Regions from separate parts of the Homo sapiens genome. Here all the other regions are linked to region 1. Evidence: chromatin loops called from intact Hi-C (ENCODE). Cell type or tissue: heart left ventricle. All regions are shown on one strand. Each heading gives the region's core, and the rest is flanking DNA. Links, peaks and the distances in the headings are about the cores only.

Region 1 (5,473 bases), core at 242-5,241:
GTCGAGATTGCTGGTTTGTTTTGAGACCTTCAGTCCCAGTAACCCTGAGATCAGCTGGAGTCTCTCTGCTCCCTTAGCGTCTAGACAAAAATGAGTCAAAATCTCATTTTACGTCTTGCATGAGTCTATGGCAAATTCTCAGGGGACTTAGGTACTTTAGGCATGTCCATACCAAAAATGACCTTTACCATTCCACCATTAGGGGTGTCCTCTGACCACTTTTTGTATCATTTTCTGCTTCCCATAGTCTTTTAGGCAGAGGAGGCTAAACATTATAACAAACAACCTCAAAATCCCAGTGGCAGTCCAGTTGGGTATTTAGAGGAAAGTCTTATGCAGTGTTCCAGGAATCCAGTCTCCTCTCTAGTGGTTCTATATTGGAGTTCACCTCTGAATCTTCTGCATCCAGCTGTGAGACAAGAAAACAAGCATGGAGAATTGGGTATGGAGAACCACACAGGATGTTTCAGGGGCCAACCCATAAAGTGGCACACATAATTTCTACCCAACTCTATTGGCCAGACTTGGTCACATGGCCCCATCCAACTGTAGAGGAAGCTGGGAAATGTAGCTATAAGTGGTCCCAAAAGGAAAATTATATTTGATGAGAACACAGCATTGTTTCTGCCATACCATCTTTTGGGATCCTCTGTCATGCTTCTCCCTCTTCCATCTTCTTCCCATCTCTACCTCTCAGGGTCTCATGTAGAAGAATTTAAACATTCTTGTGCTCTCATAATACTCTTCCTCACCAAACATCAACATGACCTCATGATGCTACTCAATACAGCAGCCACTGCTTCCAGAGTTGGGCTAAGAATTCAAATCTATTTACCTTCGAATCTAATTATCTATTCACAAAAGCGGAAAATGAAACCCTTAGATTTTATAAGTGGAAGAGCTTGAATTTGAATCGGTATCTTAAGTTCATCACTTTTTCTCCTACATCATAATGTCTCATCTCTTTAGTTAGAATGTAGGCTCAACATTAGAAGAAAGCTCCTGCTGTAGCCAACCCAACCAGCCCAGCACCTGGCACAGAGAAAGACATTTGTCAGGTGACAGGATGCTCAGTAACTGTTGAGTGGAGCAATATTCTCAACAGGACAACAGGAGGGGCGTTCTACTTTGGTGGCCATGAAATACCTCCCAAGGCAATACAACTTCATTTACCTTGGTTTAATTGAGGCCAGTTGGAAACAATAGGGCATCTTCTGATGCAATTAAAAACACTGCCCATAAACTGTGAAAGTTTTCTGGCATTCTGTAGACCAGAGCACTATTTTATAGCCAAGTTTCTGAACACATTTTTTTCAAAGATGTTATCGTGGAAAATGTGACAACAACAGAACTCCAGGGGCGTGAACATGCTGTTGTAATTACTCCTCCAGACACAATGAAATCAACCCAAGTTAATTATTTATCAAAACCAACCCACTCTCTGGAAACATCTTTGTTTTGGCAGAATATTTCCTTTCTCCGGAAAATAGGTCAATGGTTTTTTCCTCCCACGTTTCTTTATCATAGTATCTGACTTTCAGAATTAGCTATTTCAAGTACTGAGACATCCGCCAAGCACCCAGGTGGGCTGGCAAGAGTGCAACTACAGTCCTGGGGTTTCTGATTCCTGGATTCTTCCTGTTTCAGCGCTTCTCTTCAGTAAGGGTAACCCTGAAAAAGGAGAAGGAAACCAAGGATTATTTAAGTTTCTACTATATGTCAGGCCCTGTAAGAGGCATAACTATTATATTGTTTTGCTTACTCTCATGAGACAGTATATCCATTTTATAGATAACAGAATTAGGCCCATAGGGGTGAAATAATTTCGCATGCCATTCACATCTAACTCCGTGTACATAGTCTCCCATGTCTGAAAAGGAGAAGTATGAACTGTGTAAACAAAATTGGTATTGAACTAAGAATTGACTCTGATGATTTAAGTAAGCCTGTGGGGCCAGACTTGAGTAGTGGCCTTGGATATACCAAATGAGTTCCTCTACATCAGTTTGGCACCTTTGACATCATTGCTTTACTTTTGCCCTACAGACTTCCCTAGATTGCCCTGGTATATTCTTTACCTTTCTCCTTCCCATCTCTATTCCTGTCCAGATCCAGGGTAGCCTACTTGAATCAGATGCAACAAAACAAAGGGGAGGAAGGTAGAAAGAGAAGCAAGATGATTGAGGTACTGGGGAAGAAAAGAGGAAAAGAATTCTATTTTGAGACTTTCCAGACCTTTGAGATTTTGCAGTGAGCATCTTATGTTTCCACAGAAAGAGCACTGAACTAGGAGTAAGGAAATTTGGGTATGAAGCTATCTCTGCCACTCTTCACTGTCTTAACTTAGGAAAGTCTTCTACGTGGGCCTCAACTTTCCCATCTGGACATAACAGTATAAACTTTTCCACAACTCTTAGTGCAGGGTCTCTTGATATGTCTTTTATTTCTCCAAACTTCATTTCAAATAGTCTAGAGCTTCTAGCAACTAAACAGGTAACTCAACCAGCATCATACCCTCGAGCACTCCACTCTCTATTTTTCCAAGAATCTTGAAGATTTGTACAATCAAAAAGGAGCCTACGGGATCACTTCTGAGCAAGAGCGCTGCTGTCTGCTCTTCAGCTTCCGATCTTGCTGGCAAAGCTTTTCCCTGCCACACGGTGCCGCTGTAGAGCACTGGCCCACTTCCCTGCTGCTGGCAGGGCTGGTGCACGCAGAACAATGTTTGGCTTGTCTCAGTCTCTGGCACAGGCCAATATGATCCTCTGAGGGAGGGTGAACCCTGCTTGACTCCACACCCACAGGGTCACACTTGATCCAGGGGTTTGCTCCTTACTGAATCCTCAAACTCAGTCTTTGCAATCACACATAGACGTTTCCACCTTATTCCTGCCCAGCCCCAGAGATGTTGTGCCCATGAATGAACCATAATATTCAGATTAATAATCAAGTTTGTCTGGGCCTGATCTCAAAGCAAGACTAAGCATTGCTAATGATTCCTAGGTCCTCTTTCACAGATTCAGAACAGCTAAGATAAGGATGTGTGAAAATATGTGTATTTTCTATGTGTCATACATGATTCTGGTATGACATGTGTCAGATCCAAAATTGGAAAGTTAGTGTTTTAGAATATAAGAGGGCTACCCACCCTCAGAATTCATGTATAGGGGGTAATATCTTCCATGAGCCAATCATCTGTGCTCTAACCCACTCCAAGCCTAGCACTCATAGAAGCTTTCTTGTCACTCTCTTGTTAAAGCAGCGAGAGTCAAAACAAAATTGTATGCTTTAGTGGGTCACTTACCAATTTAGGATATGGAACTTCCATACAAAGTTTGACCTGGAAGGTCTCTCAGACAGACTTCCTACTATTAGAGTCATTTACTGAAAGGAGTGTGGGAGATCTTTCATGATGAGTGACTCTGAAGCAGAGAATTGTGATGAGAACTAACATGAGGAAGAACAAATTCATTTGTCGAGGATAACTTGACACTTAAACCAAAGGAAAATACACTTTTTTACATTTTTTACAATTTTTATAGGTTATAGCTAGTGTAGCAGAGTAAATAGTGCTCAGCACATATCCCAGGCACTCTTATATTTCTCAGGCTTTCTTGCAAGGCTTGCGCCATGTATCTAGTTTAGAACAAGTGACCCTGAGTGGGAGTGACAGGTGTCACTTCTGATTCAAGGCCATTAAACTCCTGTGTACCTTCTCTGTCTCTCTTCCTTTTCTGCAGAGCTCTTGGAGACCTTGCATTTCAGATTGTGCAGTTACAAGATAGTGTGATCTTTGTCAGCTTGGATCCCTGAGAGACTACGTGAAGTAAAACCCCCTCTGATGACTGATGTTGATATTGTAAAATAAACCTTCATGTTATTAAGCTATTAAGATTCCAGAGTTAATTTGTTACTGCAGCACACCTTAGTCTATTCTGACTAATATAGCTAAAGTGGTAGAAATATTACTAAACTTAATCAATCAATTTATTTAACTAATAGACTAAAAAACATTATGGAGTCAAAGGCTAAATATTTCTATTGAATCTTGAAAATTGTCAGTATGTGGCAGGTCCTATAAGTGATCTGTGGCCACCAGTTTTTCATTTCTTAGCATGAAGGAGTGAGGATGGGAACTACTATTTACTGATTTCTTTTTTGCCAGACACTGTATACAAATTACTACACTTAATCCTCCCAATATCTTATGAATTAGGTCTTATTACTAGTATATATATGAGAAAAGTGAGGTTTATTAATCACACATTGCTAGTAAATGGTAGAGCCAGGATTTGAAGACAGGAGCATCTAATGCCAAAGCTCTCTTTATTAATATTACATAACCTTTCCAACCATAGCCATAACTCTAGAAAAGTAGAACTTCATTAGGACTACTTCCTAATGACTAATGGGGTAGGGAATGGATTGCTCAAGTTCTCTTTATTTTTCTGCCTACAGTTTACAAAGGCATCCCCCAACAAGTTTCTGTACATCTGGTCTCTCCCTTTTAAATATCCCCTGACACAGGCTGCCTACAAGATAATTCTAAAACACATATACACAAATATAGACATGTTGCCTCTAGGCTGGAAAACCTCAGTTGGCTCCCCTTGCCTGCAAGGTCAAGTTCAAACTCCTTAGCTTGACAAATATAGCCTTTCTCATCATCCTTTTCCCTGCTGCTGCCCCGCTGAACTGGATTCTTCAGATATTCCAAAAGTGGGGGGGATCTCCAGGAACAGTCACCATGGTCATTCATCTTCATATTTTTGCTCAAGCTCTTCTCTCTGATATGAATATACTTCCTTCTCAAAACCTGTTATTTTTCTCCATATTTAACAAGATCCAGCTCAAATGACAATTTTTCTTTCAAACATTTACTAACAGAATCAATAACCACCGTCTCAATTTCCCCTACGCCATATATCCCCCACAAGATCCCTTGGGAATTTAACACATTATTTGGGCTTCTGTCTTCCCCTTGGCATTGGGGTTAATTAACTGTATGTAAGCTCTTGATTTGAATGCTGGTTCCACTTCTTGGAGACTGTGTGACCTCGGGCAAGTGACCTAACTAAGCTTCAGTTTCCTCATCTGTTAAAACTGGAATAAATAATAGTGCTGAGCTATAGGTTTGTTTCAGTTGATGAAATGCAATGGATAATACAATGCAAGTGCTCACTGTGGTGGTGGCATATAAGGAGGATTAAATAAATACATATATTTCATTTATTATTTTATTTATTCTTATATCCCCCATCCATAACACCATGCATGGCCCATAATTGGTCCCAAATAAACATTTATTAAATGAATAAATGATTGAATGAATAGTTGCATCCATTCAGGTGACTGAGTAGAGTAAGAAGTTCTACCAGAGGCACAGAGATCTCCTTGAAACCATAGTATTACATACCAAAGTCACTGTTTTGTTATTATTTGTATCTGGGCCTGCACACATACACTCCAACTC
Region 2 (5,473 bases), core at 169-5,168, 150 kb after region 1:
GGGCACAGACAAGGCCATACACAGAGGTCATAAAACAAAATTTATCTTTAATTTGTAAGTGTCAACAGCAGTACAAAAGATGGAGTGATGACAACTAGATTAGGGTAGAGAGGACAGTCTTGAGGTAAATGAGCATAAATAGGCAGTTCTTATAGACACTCCCCTAAGGGGCCTGAGCCCCATCACGGCATATACATTATCACCCAAAGATGGCATGTTGAACATATCAGGAAAGCACCTTGTGCAAAAAGGAAAAAAAAAAAGTAGCTAAGGTGCCAACATACACCAGGATAGATAAAGACAGTGTGTCTTTCAATTTTGTCTTTTCCCTTAATTATGAGGCAGAGGAGGGGAAGACTTTGAAAAGTACCACTGAAAGATTATTCAATGTTGAGCTTTATCTCACGTCAATACTGCACAACAAAATCCAAGAAGTTTGTGTATGCAACAAAGCTAAGAACAATGATTCATTCCTGTAAATTTGAAGAGATTTTTTTTATTTTTCCCATTTCTTTAATCCTTAGCAAACTTTTTATTATTATTATTATCAAGAGGAGAGTGTGAGAAAGATGTGATGGCAACCCTTAAGGTCATTTAAAAACTTTACACTGGACTGTACAAGATTTTTTTTTGATAAACTATTTACATTTTCAGACTTTCAAACATATTCAAAGCAGCAATAGACACTAGTTTTTATGTTTTTTTCTTTTTTTCTAATTGCCCAAATAGTTACCAGCCATGGGCCAAGTAGGTACCTGCATTATACATAGAATTTCTACAAAGAAAATCTGCAGTTAAAATTTGCTCCAGGATGTATTAAATGCCCTTAGCAATTCAAGGGCCACACCCAGTGTTGCTATAGGAACCAAAGCACAGTACCTTGACAACAGAGTTGCAGTTGTCCCAACAGCCCTACACAAACTTTACACTTTGAAACAGCAGCCAGCATGTCAGTCCAGCATGTCAGTGAATTGTGCTGATTAAATTAACATAGAATACAATTTCACAATATACATCACAAACAAATTACAACGTCGGGGGAAATAAAAGAGTTACAGTAAGATAAGTTATGTAGTAACAGCTTATAAGCTTGTCTAAGGTAATAAAAATTTTACATGGCAAATACAATAATGAATGAACATAAATGCTAAGCATTCTAATTTGCTACAAGCTGGAGGAGGGTACAATAAAGACTGCACTTTCAAAAAAGCAAAAACACATATGACAAAGGAAGACAAAGGGAGAATGCACATGAGCAGACCTGCAATGTGCAGCATACAAAACAGTTAAATATTTGCACATTCCCCATACTCCAAGAGCACCAGCACTGAGGCCTCACTTTATGCTTGTGGTTCTTCAGGAATAAGAAACTACTGAGCAAGATATGTCACTGAGTTTTCTTCAAGCGTTCATATTGCCATGGACACTGATTAGAAGAGTTATCTGCATTAAGCATTACCTTTCTGCCCCCACCCCGCCCACCCTTACCTCTGCCCCAAAGGTACCAGCATTCCAAATATTTGTTCATGAGCTTTTGGAAAGCAATCTGTCCCCAAAGGGAAAGATAGAATGGGGATGAAAAGGAAATGTGTTTGCATATCAATATTTTCAATGATATTAGTACAGGGGCACGCTCAATAGGATATGGCATCAGAAACAGAACATCATTGGCAGGAATAACAGACAGAAGTTGTTTATTAGGGAAGAAAACATGTCAGGGAGCAGATGACTTAAGGAAATGATGCAAGTGCTTTTGTGAAAGGACAAATGAGGTCATACAATATTATTATACTTTGAGAAGTGAGCTTAAGTGCCAACTCAATTCTTAGACAAACGTGTACAAAATCAGGCAGGGCTACAGCAACCATTTTTGTCATTTTCTCATTAAAAAGGAAGACCCAGTAGTAATTTCAATACATTCCTCTAGCTGCATTTCTTTGCAGTTGTTGGCACTTGGTACAGGACTTCTCATATGATTTAAAATTACTAAGTGATTCTTTTTCCTCTCCCTAATGAGTTGGTAGAGGTCAATTCTTTGCAAAATGAGTAAATTGAGAGAAGCAGCCTCAGCTGTGCTGTTCAAGTGACCAGGCTGCCTTCCTACTGAGGGTAAATGGGCTTTCCTGAAACAATCCCTGCTTTCTGCTAGTGCTTGTGCTCCTGGCTCAGGAGGGTGTACTCCGAAGAAGCAGCCTGGCTTCAGAAGGAAAAGAAAGCAGCCTTTAATTTCAGCCCTAGAGTGATCACGCCCTTTTCAAACACCCTCAGGCTCCCGTGGGGCTAATGTTCAGGGGAGGCCAGAATTCGACAAGCTCAATAGCACTGTGAGCCCACACCTGAATTTAGAACTTGGCCTGGGCTTTGGTGTCAGGACCCTGGCAAATCAAATCAGGCCTGAGGACAAGGCTGGAGAGTATCAAATACCTAATGAAGCAAACCGAGGTGCTTCTAAAAGGCTGAGCTGGGTACACATGAAAACAACAAAGCTTCCGTACCTTACTGGAAAAGACACTGCTTCATATCTGCCAATGAAATAGAAAAGTTGTCAGCCTAGCGGCTCGTATCCGCAAAGCGACCTTTTTTTTCTCTCTCCCTTCCTACTTTTTTCCTTTCTTCCTTCTTTTCTCCTTTTCCTTCCATTCCATATGGCTATTTTTTTTTTTTTTTTTTTTTGGGAGAGGATTGCCTGGCAGTGTCCCAATTCTAAGTGACAAGGAGAACCCTGACCCTGTAAGTTCTTTAACAAAATGGAGATAATTTTTATTTTTGATTTGAAGATACTATGAAATAGGGAGCACCGCAAAAACAAAGTTGCTTAACATTCTTGAATCTAAACTGACATGACGGGACGTTTATTAACGGCCGATCTCAGAGGTGGATTTTTGCCTTTGTAGTGGCATTCATGCTTCTTGCTATTAAATGGTCACAGAACTATCTTAGAAGATTTATGTAGACTCCCAAAGCAAACTGACTGTCTCCTAACTGTAGTGGAAATTTAGTATGTCCAATCATCAACTTTCTGTAAGAAAAAAGGGAAATGTCTGGATCTGTGGACAGTGGGTTCTGAACTGCATGAGAACCCTGGTGAAACGTTTTGCTGTCCCAGCTGCAGGCCAAACACTGCTCTCTCACTGTAGCTGATAACTCACTACCCCGAGAGGCACAGTGACTCATCAACTTTCAGTTTGGACCAACATCTATGGATAGAGAACAAAAAGGAAATACATAACTTATATCTCACTAAGTATTCATGAACCAAAAATAAATTCTATTTCTATGTTATATTTACACAATTAGAAAAATCTAAAATGAGATGGTAAAGTCATATAAACTTTGTTTAAGCCCCACTGAAAATAAAATGAATTGATCCCTATGATTGTCATTCTTAATTTCCATGGATATTTAGAGCCAAACTTGGCTAATAAATAAACTGCTTATACACAAAATTTAGATTCAAATACAGCATTACTGTTTGATCCAATGAAAAAGACGTTTACAATCAGATCATTCCTGAATAGCCTTTCATTTTTAAGAACATGGCTAAAAGTAAATGAACCCCAGTACTGAGGCAGAGCTGGAGCTAAAACAAAGTGTTCATACACACATGTATTTTGCATAAATAAATGAAATAACAAGACATAAAAATGACTCAAATCCGGCAACTGTGAGGCAAGCCCACACGAGTCGAAACAGATGACTTTTGTTCATGTAGTTTTCGTACAACAGTTTCACATTAGTCAGAAGTGATAAAAAATACCATTTATATCCAGTGCTTATAACACTTACGAAACAACATCTGTGAGTGTGTGTGTTTTTTGTTTTTTTTTACTTACTATGAGCAAAATCAAGTTTCAGTCCTAAAGAACAGTCCTTTGTTCTCCACCAGCCCAGAATATTATTTTGGCATGGTCATAAAAACAAACAAAATTAACCTACTATGCTAAATGTTTGCTTTTGTGCAAAATTAATTACATACAATACAATGCTAGCCATACAACACTCTACCAATGCAACAAAATAAGAAAGAAGTGAGAGAGAGCAAAAGCAAAAGCCAAAGAGAAAGAAAAAAAACAAGAGTGAACTGAGGAGGAGAGGTATATAATCAAAGAAATCAGTAAGACAATAATAAATACTCATTTTTTGAGAGAAAAAATGACCTCCTCCTCATTTGAAATAAATGTACAAAAACAAATTTCTAATCCCCAACCAACATGAATAACAAAGAGTTCCTATCAGTACCTTAATCAGCTTATAGAGAGCACTCCCAGCTAACAGAATAGCTTGTAATTTCTTGGCTAGACCTGTTTATTGCTATTAGGCCTTGAGCACTCTTAAATAAATACAAAGGTACACTATTTTCTTCCAAGTGACAAAATGGCTCAAGAAATCTGATGGGGCCATTCCTATGTCCTGGTGATCAGATTCTGGGTTGTCCCATGAGGTGAACTATCCCATTCACTGACATTCTCCCACTAAACCTCTCTGGGGGAAGCCCCCCGATAGACAACCTGTCCTAGTTTCAGGAAGGCCAAAATGACATGGCAGAGCTCCCTGTAGTTAGGAGATGGGGAATAAAACCTCACTGCTTCCCACCCCAGTAGCATGTCTTCAAAGAAATCCTTGTGTGATAAGTGCAGTTCATTTTGTTCACACGTAGGCAGGTCCCCATGTGGCTACAGATAGAGTCAGCCAGAGGAACTCATCTGCTGCCCCCGGAGCTATCTGTTCCCCAGAGTTAACAGTAGGAACATCCCATATAGGGAATGTATTCCCCTCCTTCTCCTCCCTTACAGTTTTCTTTCATTCTCTAGATGTATCATGACTATTTGCCACCATCTTTGCTCTGAGGCTGTCATGTGGCTTTTTGCATCCTGGGGATTTTGCAATGAACTCCCTAGATGTGCCAGCTGGGACAAGGCAACTCAGTGTAAAGGTGCCAGCCCATGACAGCTTCACTGAGATTCCTGCATGGCCCACGAGCCTTGGGCTTCAGGTTTGGCCGCAGGACTCTCCTGCCTGGCAGTCACCACTGTTGAACCTTGCTGCTGAATGGAATTCAGGGGGAAATGCCACTGATGCAGACCCTACCACTTGTGAACTGAATTAGGGGAAAATTCTGGCAAAAGACTTGAGGTCACAGTGAACCTCAGGGGCATACCTGTTTAAGTGTAAGACTATATACCTATATCCCAATACACAGCCCTGCAGCCAGATACATACTCATGATTAAAAACAATAATAGGTTTTTAATAATATCTTGGTTTCAGAAATGCTTCCAGGCGTTCTGGGGACATAAAATCACTATGTACACAGGAGAAGGAGGTGAAAAGGACGGAAAAGTTCTTCGGGGAAGGAAGGTGAAAAACAAGAATTATTAAATTAATGCCACCAACAATTGAAAAAAAATAAATAGCAAGTGGACCCTTGACATTCTGGAATGAATAAATTATTTAAGATAAAATGTGTTAAGACT
Region 3 (5,473 bases), core at 111-5,110, 490 kb before region 1:
ACCCATGTCCTCAGATTTGTCCTCAGGGTTGGTCTACAGCCACTGCTTAGATACACTGCCTGCTGAGGCTGACTGTTTTATTGCTGTACACCTCTAATCATGAAAAAGATCTTTATGTTGATTCAAAATTTGACTTGTTGGGTCTTCCACCCAGGAGAGCTAGTTCTTTTCCTTGAGCCCTCATTCTTCCTTAAGAGATCTACTTTGGCTTACACATTGCTTTTAGCTTTGCAATCCCTTCCTGTCCCTGCCCTAAAAGCTGTGGCTCTTTGGAAACACTGTATCCAGCTCCCATGGGGCTCCTGTTTATAATGGTCTAGGAAGTAACTTAAGTGGTTTTAGAATGAAATATAGCTGAACTGTTAGGGGCAATTTAAGCATATGGAACAGAAAGAAGAACATCTACTCAACAAATGCCAAATAAGCACTAACTTTGTGTGTCAGATCTGTGGCCAAGAGTCTGTTAGAAGATATGGACACACAATGATAAACTACAATGTCCAGGATAAAGGTCTTGAAAGGCCATTTCTAGAAGGAGCAGAATGAGGTGTGCCATGCTTACCAAAGCCTGAAGGACTACCTGCTCTGAGCATTGCAATTTCATCATGAAAACTGGGGAAGACTTCATGGAGGTGACATTTGAATTGGACTTTGATGAAAGGTTAGGACTTTAACAGACTCTAGTACTAGGAAGAAAAGAATCTGAAGATAGGGGAATGGCACAAAAATGTCCTAGAGATGAGGGCATGTATGCTTTATTCAGGGCATGGCAACTTATCAGGTGTTCCTAAGAGTTTAGAGTGTGTATGTTTATGTGTTTGTGTGGTTAGTAGCATATGAGGTTGGGATGGCATGTAACAGGCCCACTTAGATAATATTGTATGACACCTGGTCTTGACTTGTCCATTAGATGATAGAAATGTCTTCAAATGCTTTTGCACATGCAAGAGAATGATTCAGTTTTATTTTTAAAAACAGTCACTCTAATATCCTTGTGCAGGATAGGCCAAATTGTAGTGAAATTGGAGATAGGAAAATTAGGTAAGGTGGGAGTGCAGACATTAAGATAATTTACCCATCTATGCTTTTGCCCATTTTTTCATCCATTCTTTCATTCATCTGTCCATCCATCCCTCCAATCTTAAGCATTTACATGCAAATTTTTGTGGTAGAAATTAAGATTTTGAAGAAAGGAAAGATATTTTCTATCTTCAAGGGGGTTATGCTATAGTAGGGGTTGAATTGGGGAAGTGGAGAGGAGAAGGATAGAAAGATGTTTCGGGATTGAAGTAGACTCATCAGTGTCAAATTGCAAATGGATGGGAAAGAAGAAAAATGGAAAAAAATCCCTCACACTAGAGAGGGATACCTGAAATCCAAGCCCAGTTGTACTATTGGCTATACTATACTATACTATACTATACTATACTATACTATACTATACTATACTATACTACGCACTGGCTGTGTGACCATGGACAAGTCCCTATCCCTCTCTGGGCCTATTTTCCTCATCCACAAGGTTTGGACTAGGTGATTTCTTTCAGTGCTTGCCATTCCAGGATTCCATTCTTCTATCTCTTTGTCCATTAATTATTAAGAGAAAGAGTGATGGTTAGGAGCTGGCAAACATTGGGGTGTTTGGACATAGAAAGTGAGCACAGGGCAGTGTGAATCAGTGAGGAAACAGTTGGAGAGACAGATGACTAGGAACACAGGTTGGAATCAGGAAACAGGGGCTGTGAATGTCAGAATCATGAGCAGTAGTAAGAAACACAATTTTTACAGCTTCGTTCCATCACTTCATCTTCCAGCTTCTGACATGCTTCCCTGCTTCTGGCTCTAACCTGGCTGGAGTACCCCCAGAAACAACTGCTCAGAAGCCAGATAACCACAGTTTCTTCCCCTTCCATCTCAAGTGGGTCTAAGCCCTGGGCAGGCTTGAGGCAATCCCAGACTAGCAGGGTGTGGACCAGGGGACACTTGGGTAAGGACATGACTGCTCTTCTCCTCTGTGGGCTGAGAGCCTTATCACTCTGGACTAGAACTTGTTCACTTTTCTTGCCCTGGCCTCTCCTCAGGGCCTTTGTCCTACTTGGCAAAGAAAAGTCATAGAATCAGGGACCTAGGAGGACATGAGTGGTCACTGATTCTAGAAGACGGGGTGCTCCTTAAGGCAAGGGCCACACCTTGGTGCTTGCTGAATTCTCAGCCCCTAACAAGATACTGGTTCATAATAGGTGCTCAATCAAACCTCACTGAAGGAATAAATGATTGAATGATTGGCATCAATACATGCTCATTGAAGGAATGAATGAAAAATTGAATGATTGGAACTAATCATGTACAAATGACGAAGCTGAAGTCCAGGATGGCCAAGTGGCTACTGAAAAGAACACTGACTTTGGAGTCAGACAGAGCTGGGGTCATATCTTAGTGCCATTTCTTCTTGACTGTAGCTTTTTAAAATGAAGACAATATGTGCCCTGAAAAGAGCAGTTACGAAGATTAAAAAGATATTGCAGCTAAAGCGTCTAGAATGATGTGAGCACACAGTTTGCACCCAATATTTTTCAGCTCTAGCTCAAGGGTGTCCAGAGTATCAGTGGCAATTCTCTGACCTTTGGAAAGAACTAGGGGCATCATGTGAGGAACCCTTGTTTGAAAGGCTTTAAAGACCCTAGACAACCTAATCTGTGTAGGGCATCTTGGGATACAGCCTTCTTAGAGGGAGAAGGGGGATGGACCAAATGGCCTGGGACCCTTCCCAATCCGTTTTGGGTCTTGGAAACAAGGATGCACTTCTGATCCTGACCATGGGGTGGCACCAGCCCATCAGGTTAGGTAACTCACAGTGGCAGGCAAGGCCTCTTTGCTTCCCAGCAAGGGTGTTGGAAGAGGGTTGGGGTGGGGAATGAGCAGGAGTGGGGGTGGGGGAAGGAGCAGCCTAGAGAGTCCAGGTGTTTGTGCCTCTGTGTGCCAGTGTGTGTGTGCCTTTGTGCATGACTGGGTGGGGGTGGGCTGTAGAAGCATTATGAGGGTGTACGAGCATGTGTGTGAGTGTGTGTGTGTCTGCATGAGCACTAACGATTCAGAGAAAGGAGGCCTTTGTTTCACTCCTATTTATGTGCAGGGAAATCATTTGACGTAAATGAAATTGCTCTGCCCTAAGGATATTGTATATGGCTGTGGATGAAGTTAGGCTTGGGGACGTGGAATTTTCAAGATGTTAGAGGCACTAAAATTTGTTTAGTCAACCCCCCTCATTTTACTCATGGGATAAACCGAGGCTGGATGGGGGCTCTAACCAGGTATGCCATAGACCCTTGCTGGGCTGGGCCAGAGCTCTGGCTCCCTGACGCTGCCTACCAAGGTTTGAGTGTTTGAGCCTTGTGGCTTCCTCAGGACAAGGAGCTGGACCACCTGAATATGATGGGTGACCTCCAGGAAGCAAGCCCCGCAAGATGGGGCTGAGGACCCATTACTTAGTCTCACCTGCATTCAGTGGGCGCTTCTTGGCTTCTCCCTCTTGCACTTCACTCCTCACATCTTGATCCCAAAGCCAGCCCAGACAGGCCCTGTCATCCCCTAGGCAGAACCTCGAGGATAGCAGGCAGGTGACAGCCTGGGAGTAGAGTCCAGATCTCCTGTCTTCTACCCTGTGTTCTTTTCCTGCTGTCATTGCTTCCATCTTACCTTTGGGGAGGGGCTCTACCTGCCTCCTCAGTAACCAGGGGATCAGGCCTCAGGGGCACCAGGCCTCAACTCTGCCTTTTCAAGGAACTCAATGATGTCTCCATCCCTTTAATAAGGACCTTGAGCTATACCCAAGGCCTGATGATGGTCACAGAGATTTAGGCATGCAACTGGTATGCAGCTGGTAAAAATGATGGTGAGCCCCACCATTTGTTTGCGTTTACTCTGCTCTAAGGACTGGGCTGGGTTCTTTAGTTCTGGAGTCAGACTACCTGGGCTTGAAGTCTGCCTCCCTCACTGTCTAGCTCTGTGACCTACAGCCAAATTCCTAACCTCTCTGATTCCACATTTTAAAGTCAGAGATGTCATGTGTGCCTACCAGGGAGAGTTGTTGATAGGCTTAAATGAATTAACACACATAAAGTGCCTAACACTAATGTCTCAATACATGTTGTTACTGTTACACTTTAAATCTTACAACAACCCTGCCCCAAATGGGAGAGAGGATGCTCCCATATTATGAATGAGAAAACTGAGATCCAAGGAGTTGGTGTATTATATATGATTCAAAGTAACAGCTAGCAAATAGCGGGTATGATGCTAAAATCCAAGTCTCGATTCAGACCTTATGCCAGTCCTCTGAAATCCTTTATTGTCCCATTACCAAGTCCAGGAATGAAGGGTGGCCACCTTTATAAAATAAGTTCAATGAAAGCAAAATCAAATATTGTATATGTTTGCACATGTATATATAAATATGAAGGAGTAAGAAAGCATTTAAGAAAATAAAAAATGACTTTCTCCTGCACCTAGTGTTCTCATCAGGCCCCAGGTTTGTCTTGAATTCTAACAGGTTGGTACCAGGATGGTTTAGGAGACAGACATATCCCAGAAACCCTTCCTGGTCTGCCAGGAGTCCTGCACTCACAGCACCCTTCCCTCCCAAATTACCCATCCTTTTTTGATTCAAATCCATCCCACATGGATGGGTGTTCTGTACTGGGTAGCAGGATGGTGTACCCCAGACTCCCCAGCATAGTTCATAATCAGTGCCCCTTTATGAGCTCTATGCCAACGCATAATCTGTGTTATATAAAACATAGTTATGAGCCCTCATTACGGCTGGGAGGCCATAGTTAAAATAAAAGTTACCCAGTTGCAGATGTGCAATGTCAGGCCACTAATGAACCAGTCTGGCAACCTAGTGGGTCCTACCTGGTCCAAGGAAGGGCCTCTGCGCTGCTTCAACCCAGCCAGCATAAAGCCTTCAAGATAAGCACTGTTTGCTGGACCGCAGCTTTCTTGAAACTCCTCCCCATGATTCCTCCATCAGTGGAGGCTCCCTCCATCCCAGACTGGCAGTGAGCATCCAGGACATCTATAGCCATCCGTTCACCCAACCATCATCTTTGGGGCACCCATTCTGTGTGGCATTACAGAAGCCTCGATGAACAGTGTCAACTCTTGCTATGCCTTCATGGATCTTGCAGTCAACACCTTTAGGGGTTATAAGTGACAATTATGAATCAAATCACTGCCATTTTGGGATCTAGACTACCCATCTGATCCCGAATTGCGCAGAGCCAGCTAGGCAGGTGACCAAGTAGCTAACAACATGGCAGGTCAATTCTTGGGGAGCCTCGGATGAGGGAGGAAGGAACTGGGGAAACTGAATTGCTCAGTAGGAACACTGGGGTTGGAATCAGGAGCCAAAATTGGTAAACCAGTAAACAGAGTAAGACTCAGTCTCAAAAAAAAAAAAAAAAAAAGAAAGAAA
Region 4 (5,473 bases), core at 156-5,155, 150 kb before region 1:
TAGCAGGGTTTAGTGACTTACCCAGGGTCACACAGCTAATAAATGGCAGAGCCAAGATTCTAGCCTGGGTTTTCTGTATGCAAAGTCTGTGCTCTTAGCCACTTTGTGCTATGCTAGGAAATGCTCCTTAGTGGTCCCTAAGGTGGGACCAATGGATGACTTTTAAGTCCCCATCTTAGATAGACACCTAAAATGGGAATGTATCACAAAGACTCTCAGAGAGATCTTGAGACACAGCTAGGGCACAGCATTTCCTGGCAATGGTCAGGAAGCTGGGTAGACCTGGCTTCTAGTCCTGGCAATCACCAAGTCACTGTATGGTGTTGAACCAGTCACTTCACTCTCAGAGCGTCTGCTGCCTCTTCCTCCATAAAAATAAGGGCTTTGACTAGTTCACCTCTGAAGGTTCTCATATATAATAGTCCAGAATCATGTGCATCTTATCTTTGATAAGATCACTATGCTGGAAGGATATAGAAATTCACTGACAGGTCCAGCCCAAGAGAGACAATGATACTGGCTTGGGAAGGTTTTGCTCCTTCAGGTGCTGCCCCTGGGAAGCCTCCCTCAATGTAGGCTCCTTATGGCAATATAAATAAAGTCCTCTGTCCCCTCTCATTCATTCTGAGAAATTAACCAGAAGTGCCCTCTTCTACTTGATCATTTAGGTAAGGAGTGAGAGTTAACAAATGGATCAGAGAGGGAAAGACTGAGACAGAATGGAAGAAAGAGAAAAAGTTTAAAAAAAATGTGAAGAAGATAAGAGGGTGAAAAAGGACAAAGTGAGCTTGGTGAACAAGGCTCTCTCCACTGTGAGTTCCCAATGAACAAGAAGGCACATCAAAGTTTGCAAATTGACTCAGTTGCCTTTTCCAGTGACTATGGCCGTTAGAGGCTTTTGACTTGTTCTGAGTCAACAGAGAGGAATGAAAAGGATGAGTTAAAAGACACAAACACACAGAGCAGAGATTGCAGATACAGAACAATAAATATCCTCTTCAAATTGCCGATTGGAGTATCTGTATTAGGCCATGTTTGTAGTCTCTGCGTGTCGAGTGATGGAGAGCCCAGATTGTGGGCAGGGAAGTCACACAACAATGGGGCTTGATGTTTTGTTTCCACTTTTCAAAGGCGCTCCTTTTTTTCCTCCCAGTGATAAGGCCCAGGAAATGGTTAGTGACATGCTCGTGGGAACCTATGGAAAAGAATACACACCATATCAATGGAGCAGCCGCCGGCCCAGGAGCAGAGAGGGTGGGTGGGGGAGCCGCAGGCTCCCGGCGTGGGCTGTGGTGGTGAGATAGCATTGAGAGGCCGCCTGAAGCTGTGTGCCCCCAGTCTGGGGACCGAGCCTCTTTATCCAGCCAGAATGGGTGGAAGGCCAGACAATGTAGTGCTATATTTGGTTTCACAACAAAGGGCCCTAGAAAGATTTGATAGTGCAGGGATGGTCGGGAAGGCAGCGCAGGATGCAGCACAATACAAGCTTTGCAAAGGTATTTAGCCAGGCCCTTTATGCCAGGGACATGGCAAGGTATGGATGTCGTCATGATTTCTAATGGCTTTTGTCTGAGCCAGGGTTCTATTTGCTAGGGAGGTCCCTAGGCAGGGCTGAGAGCAGTGCCAGGGTGCTCCTGGTGCCACTACACTTCAGGGCCACCTGAAGTCACACTCCATGACTGTCAATCCACTCCTTCCACTGAGCCCAGGCTTCAGCAGGCCCAGAGAGCCCCAGGTCAAGGGGAAGGTGTGCAGGAAGAACTGGAGCAGGACCTTTTCAGGGAGTAAGCAATCACAGGAGGTGTCCTAACCAGAAAGAAGCAGCTCCAGTTCCATTTGGGGCCAGGCATCCCAGCAGGAAGTCATCAGGATGAGGGATGAGGGTGCAGCTTCAGAAGGGTAGAATAGAGAGCATTGAATGGCATTGGGTACCAAGCCTGGTGTTTCTGGGAATTTCAGCCAGAAGGAAGGCAACAGGCATGAAAGAAGTCCAGGCCTTCTGTGATAAGGCTGGCAAGAGTCTAAGAAAACTAGCCCCATGATGTGGTGGGGTATATACAGGACTTCTGTCCTAGGTCCTGGGACCTTCTGGGGAGGAGGCAAAGTGAGGAGAGCAACCCCAGAAATGTAGGGGAGTAGAGCCATTGAGTCACTGGGTAGCCTGGCTGTACCAGAGAAGTGTTCTGGACAAGGGGTGTGGGAAAGGCGGCTACCACTCAGTAACAATCCTCACACATTTAGGGCTTCATTCCAGGGGGAGGAGCATCAGTGACTATTTTCAACTTTTTACTGGTTTTTAAAATGTAAAAACCCTTGTTGGGCTGCCCCCGTACTGGTTCCAGGAAAGGAACATGGCAACAGGCAGGCTAGGGCTGGGACAGGATGAGAGATATTCTGGCAGGTGACCTCAGCAGTCATGGACCCATCAGACCAATCCTCCTGCTGAAGCTAGAGAAGTCCAGAACAATGCAACCTCAATTGGTGGAGTTATCTCTGGTATGGGGACACTTTTTTCTTATTGACTTCTTTGCGCATCAGGATTAACTTTGTGGACCAATTCTGGTACAGGGGATCTCTCTGAGAAGGCCTGTCAAACTGTTCTCTCTGTTGCCCCCTTATTCTCATCACTGGTGCCATGGAATCCTCCAGAAGTGTTCCCTGGGTATTGTCTTTACTTTTTCAGCTTTTATCAGTTCCATCCATCTATCTATGCACCCATACAACAGAGCTCTCCTTTACTCCTAGATGCCAAGTTTACCCCAGGTATTAGAAATAGAGTATTGAGCTCCTGCAGCCTCCTTGGAAGTTCTTGGACTGGTAAGGAAGATACTTGTCTAAACACATAACTACTACTACAAATTCAGAAAAGCAGTTGTCCAAGCAGTAGCTCCAAGGAGAGAATATCAAATTCTATCCAAGAAAGCTCAAAAGTCTTCATGAAGAAAGTGAAGTTTAGTAAAGACATGAACACATGAAATGTATCTCTCATAATACAGGCCTGGGCTATATAATGGGCTGAATTGTGTCCCCCTCTCAAATTCCTATGTTGAAGTCCCCAGACTTGGGGACACTGTCTTTAAGAGATAATTAAGTTAAAATGAGGTCATTAGGCTTGGTCCTAATCCAATCTGACAGATGTTTTTATAAGAAGAGGAAATTTAAACACAGACAGGCACAGAAGATGCTGTGGAGTCACAGGGAGAAGACCCCATCTTCAAATCAAGGAGAGAGGCCTGGAGCAGACACTTTCCTCAGGGCCCTCGGTATAAACCAATCCTACTGTCACCTTAGTCTCAACCTTCCAGCCTCAAGAACTGTGAGAAAATACATTTCTGTTGTGTAAGCCATCGACTCTGGGGTGCTTTGCTAGGCATCACTCCAACCCCAAACACTGTGACATTCTTTGCGGGGGAAGGACCCCTTCTTGAGTATCTGGCACAGTGTTTGACACATAAAAGGTGCTTAATCAAGGCTAAACTGAATGAAACAGCAGGTCATATTTAAATCCAACTCTATCAGCCTCAAGTAGAACATGCACATCAGAGAACAGCCCCTGTTCCTAAATGTTGCCACATCTTTTATCTCAGCTTATGTTATCTATATATTTTCAGCAAGTCACTCAGTAATTTACGACATATATATTGAGAACTATGTATTAGGCACTGGAAATCATAGTGGGAGGAAAGGCCCTTTGGATTAAGAAATTCCTCCTTAGCTACTCCAATGCAAGAAAGGCCTATCACCAGGGTCACATCTGTCTGTATTGGGGCCCAGGCTCCAGGACAAGTTTGGCACATGCTGGCCTGACATCCATGGCTCAGCCTCTCCTTAGTACAGGCTCACTGTAGGGCTGAGATAGGCACAGGAGTCTGATGCCTAAGGTGCCAAATAAAGGGCCCAGCTGAAGAGGCACTTAAGATGTGGAGTGACTAAACTCTGTGAATTCCCTCCTGCTGACCCTGAGAGGATTCCTGGCTCTCCACATGGCTGACAGGGACAGACATGCAGATTGCCAGGATACTGTCAGGAGTTTCAGCTTCTAATTGGCAGGCATCCAGATACTGGGACAGCCTAGTGATAGGAAGAATGTAGAGCAGTTGTGGGTGTTAATGAGGGCTGGGGAATCAGCCAAGAAGCAACATGGTGGCATCTGCCACAATATTTCCTATACCCATAGCTTTGGAGACAAGCACTGTGAGTCAAATCCACATATTCTCACAGGCATATGTGTGTAGACACCAGCATATGTACTCTCATATGCTGCTGGTGGTATTCACATAGATCACCATGTAAAATATGCATGTTGACGTGATACCTGCACATGTCACACTGGGCAAGAGTCATGGATCTGATGCACATACAAAGCCATGCATGCTCATGGGCACACACATGCACTTACATTTCTAAGTATGCACTGACACATAAAAAATTAAGTCCAATATGGGTGGTGAAAGTTATATAAGCACATGAAATGTATCTCTCACTGAAGAGGGTTTGTATCTTCTTCAACGCTTCAGAAAGTCTTCCGGGGACCAAAAGCCATCATAAGTGTTTCCACCATTTGGATTAGAGCTTCCTTGTCTTCCCTGCACATCTCTGATAAAAAATAGATGGAAACTGTCCTCAATTCCTTTGGAAGCTGTAAAGTGCCTACCAACATGTGGGATTAGCACCATTATTTATGAGTTTTAGAAACAGAAAGACAATGTGATGCAAGTAAAAGAGCAAAGAACTAGGGATTAGAAGATTTAGATTCTCATCCCAATTTTGCCTCTCTCTTGCTAAAGTATTGGTCTGGATCCAGGATGACAACTTTCTTCTCAGCTTCATCTCTGACAGTTCTGTTGAGGAGTGTTCGGAGGCTATGAATAGGCTCAAAAGGGAAGAGTGCCATGTTTGGCTAATAGTGTCTGACTTAAGCCCAGAATAAGGATGTTTCTGACCCTTCTGTTTCCAATAATCTCTAAGTGTGTATCATTATCCAGAAACTAGAGGAATAGTGCTCAGTCTTCATCAAGTTACTTTTCTATAGTCCAGTTAACTTATTAGTCAAGACAGGGACCACACATGCACCTGTTTCTCCTCCTCATCCTATCCTTTCAGCTCTTATTTAGCCATAAAATACCTTGGGGTCATTGATAATATTTTTTGGTGTTGTGACCCTCATGATTCCCATTAAGACTTTACTTATAGGGCTGAGTTCATCATCTTTATCTCAAATGGAAAGATGCCTTCAAGGACTCCCCAGAGCTGTGTATTAAGGCTCCAGCCTGTGGTTACCCAAAGAGGTTGAAAGCTGCCTGGTATGCCTTTTGCACAGTGTGGCTCCCACTGCAACTCTGTGAAGCAGCAGATGTGCAGTGGTTATGATTCAGACTGATGCGAGGAGGGGGAGTAGAAAGATTAGGAACCCTTTACCATTCTAACAATACCCACAGAAAAGCAGGGGAAATTCATTGGAGCAATTCAGCAC

Evidence for each region. A loop is a pair of places that touch in the nucleus more often than their neighbours do. Peaks named below come from ENCODE experiments on the same cell type or tissue, not always from the same donor. Only the 100,000 strongest peaks of a DNase experiment are listed, where the experiment ranks them.
Region 2: a loop joins it to region 1, with 2.1 times the contacts of the local background. A loop is called at or near these places in 6 of 110 quality-filtered maps.
Region 3: it touches region 1 in a loop (4-fold over the local background); 8 of 110 quality-filtered maps call a loop at or near these places.
Region 4: it touches region 1 in a loop (2.9-fold over the local background); 3 of 110 quality-filtered maps call a loop at or near these places.

The regions. Positions count from the first base shown.
Region 1 is chr11:15,817,199-15,822,671 of GRCh38, forward strand. No RefSeq gene overlaps it. Among named protein-coding and RNA genes, the nearest start is that of LINC02682, 91 kb to the right of the region's middle. In heart left ventricle, for the core only: CTCF peaks have their summits at 2,655 and 2,858; a DNase peak (open chromatin) is centred at 2,683; H3K27ac peaks cover 1,157 bases.
Region 2 is chr11:15,966,422-15,971,894 of GRCh38, forward strand. SOX6 (SRY-box transcription factor 6) reads right to left here. Exons shown (of 16, transcript NM_001367873.1): 16 at 28-5,473. It overlaps MIR6073 (microRNA 6073), which reads right to left and starts at 3,200; the gene lies at 3,112-3,200. In heart left ventricle, for the core only: no CTCF peak of the experiment used is centred there; a DNase peak (open chromatin) is centred at 3,126; H3K4me3 peaks cover 1,017 bases; H3K27ac peaks cover 3,642 bases.
Region 3 is chr11:15,325,070-15,330,542 of GRCh38, forward strand. No RefSeq gene overlaps it. Among named protein-coding and RNA genes, the nearest start is that of INSC, 210 kb to the left of the region's middle. In heart left ventricle, for the core only: a CTCF peak has its summit at 2,819; a DNase peak (open chromatin) is centred at 2,852.
Region 4 is chr11:15,669,626-15,675,098 of GRCh38, forward strand. All of the region lies in intron 4 of LINC02751 (long intergenic non-protein coding RNA 2751), which reads left to right. Among named protein-coding and RNA genes, the nearest start is that of LINC02751, 120 kb to the left of the region's middle. In heart left ventricle, for the core only: no CTCF peak of the experiment used is centred there; no DNase peak of the experiment used is centred there.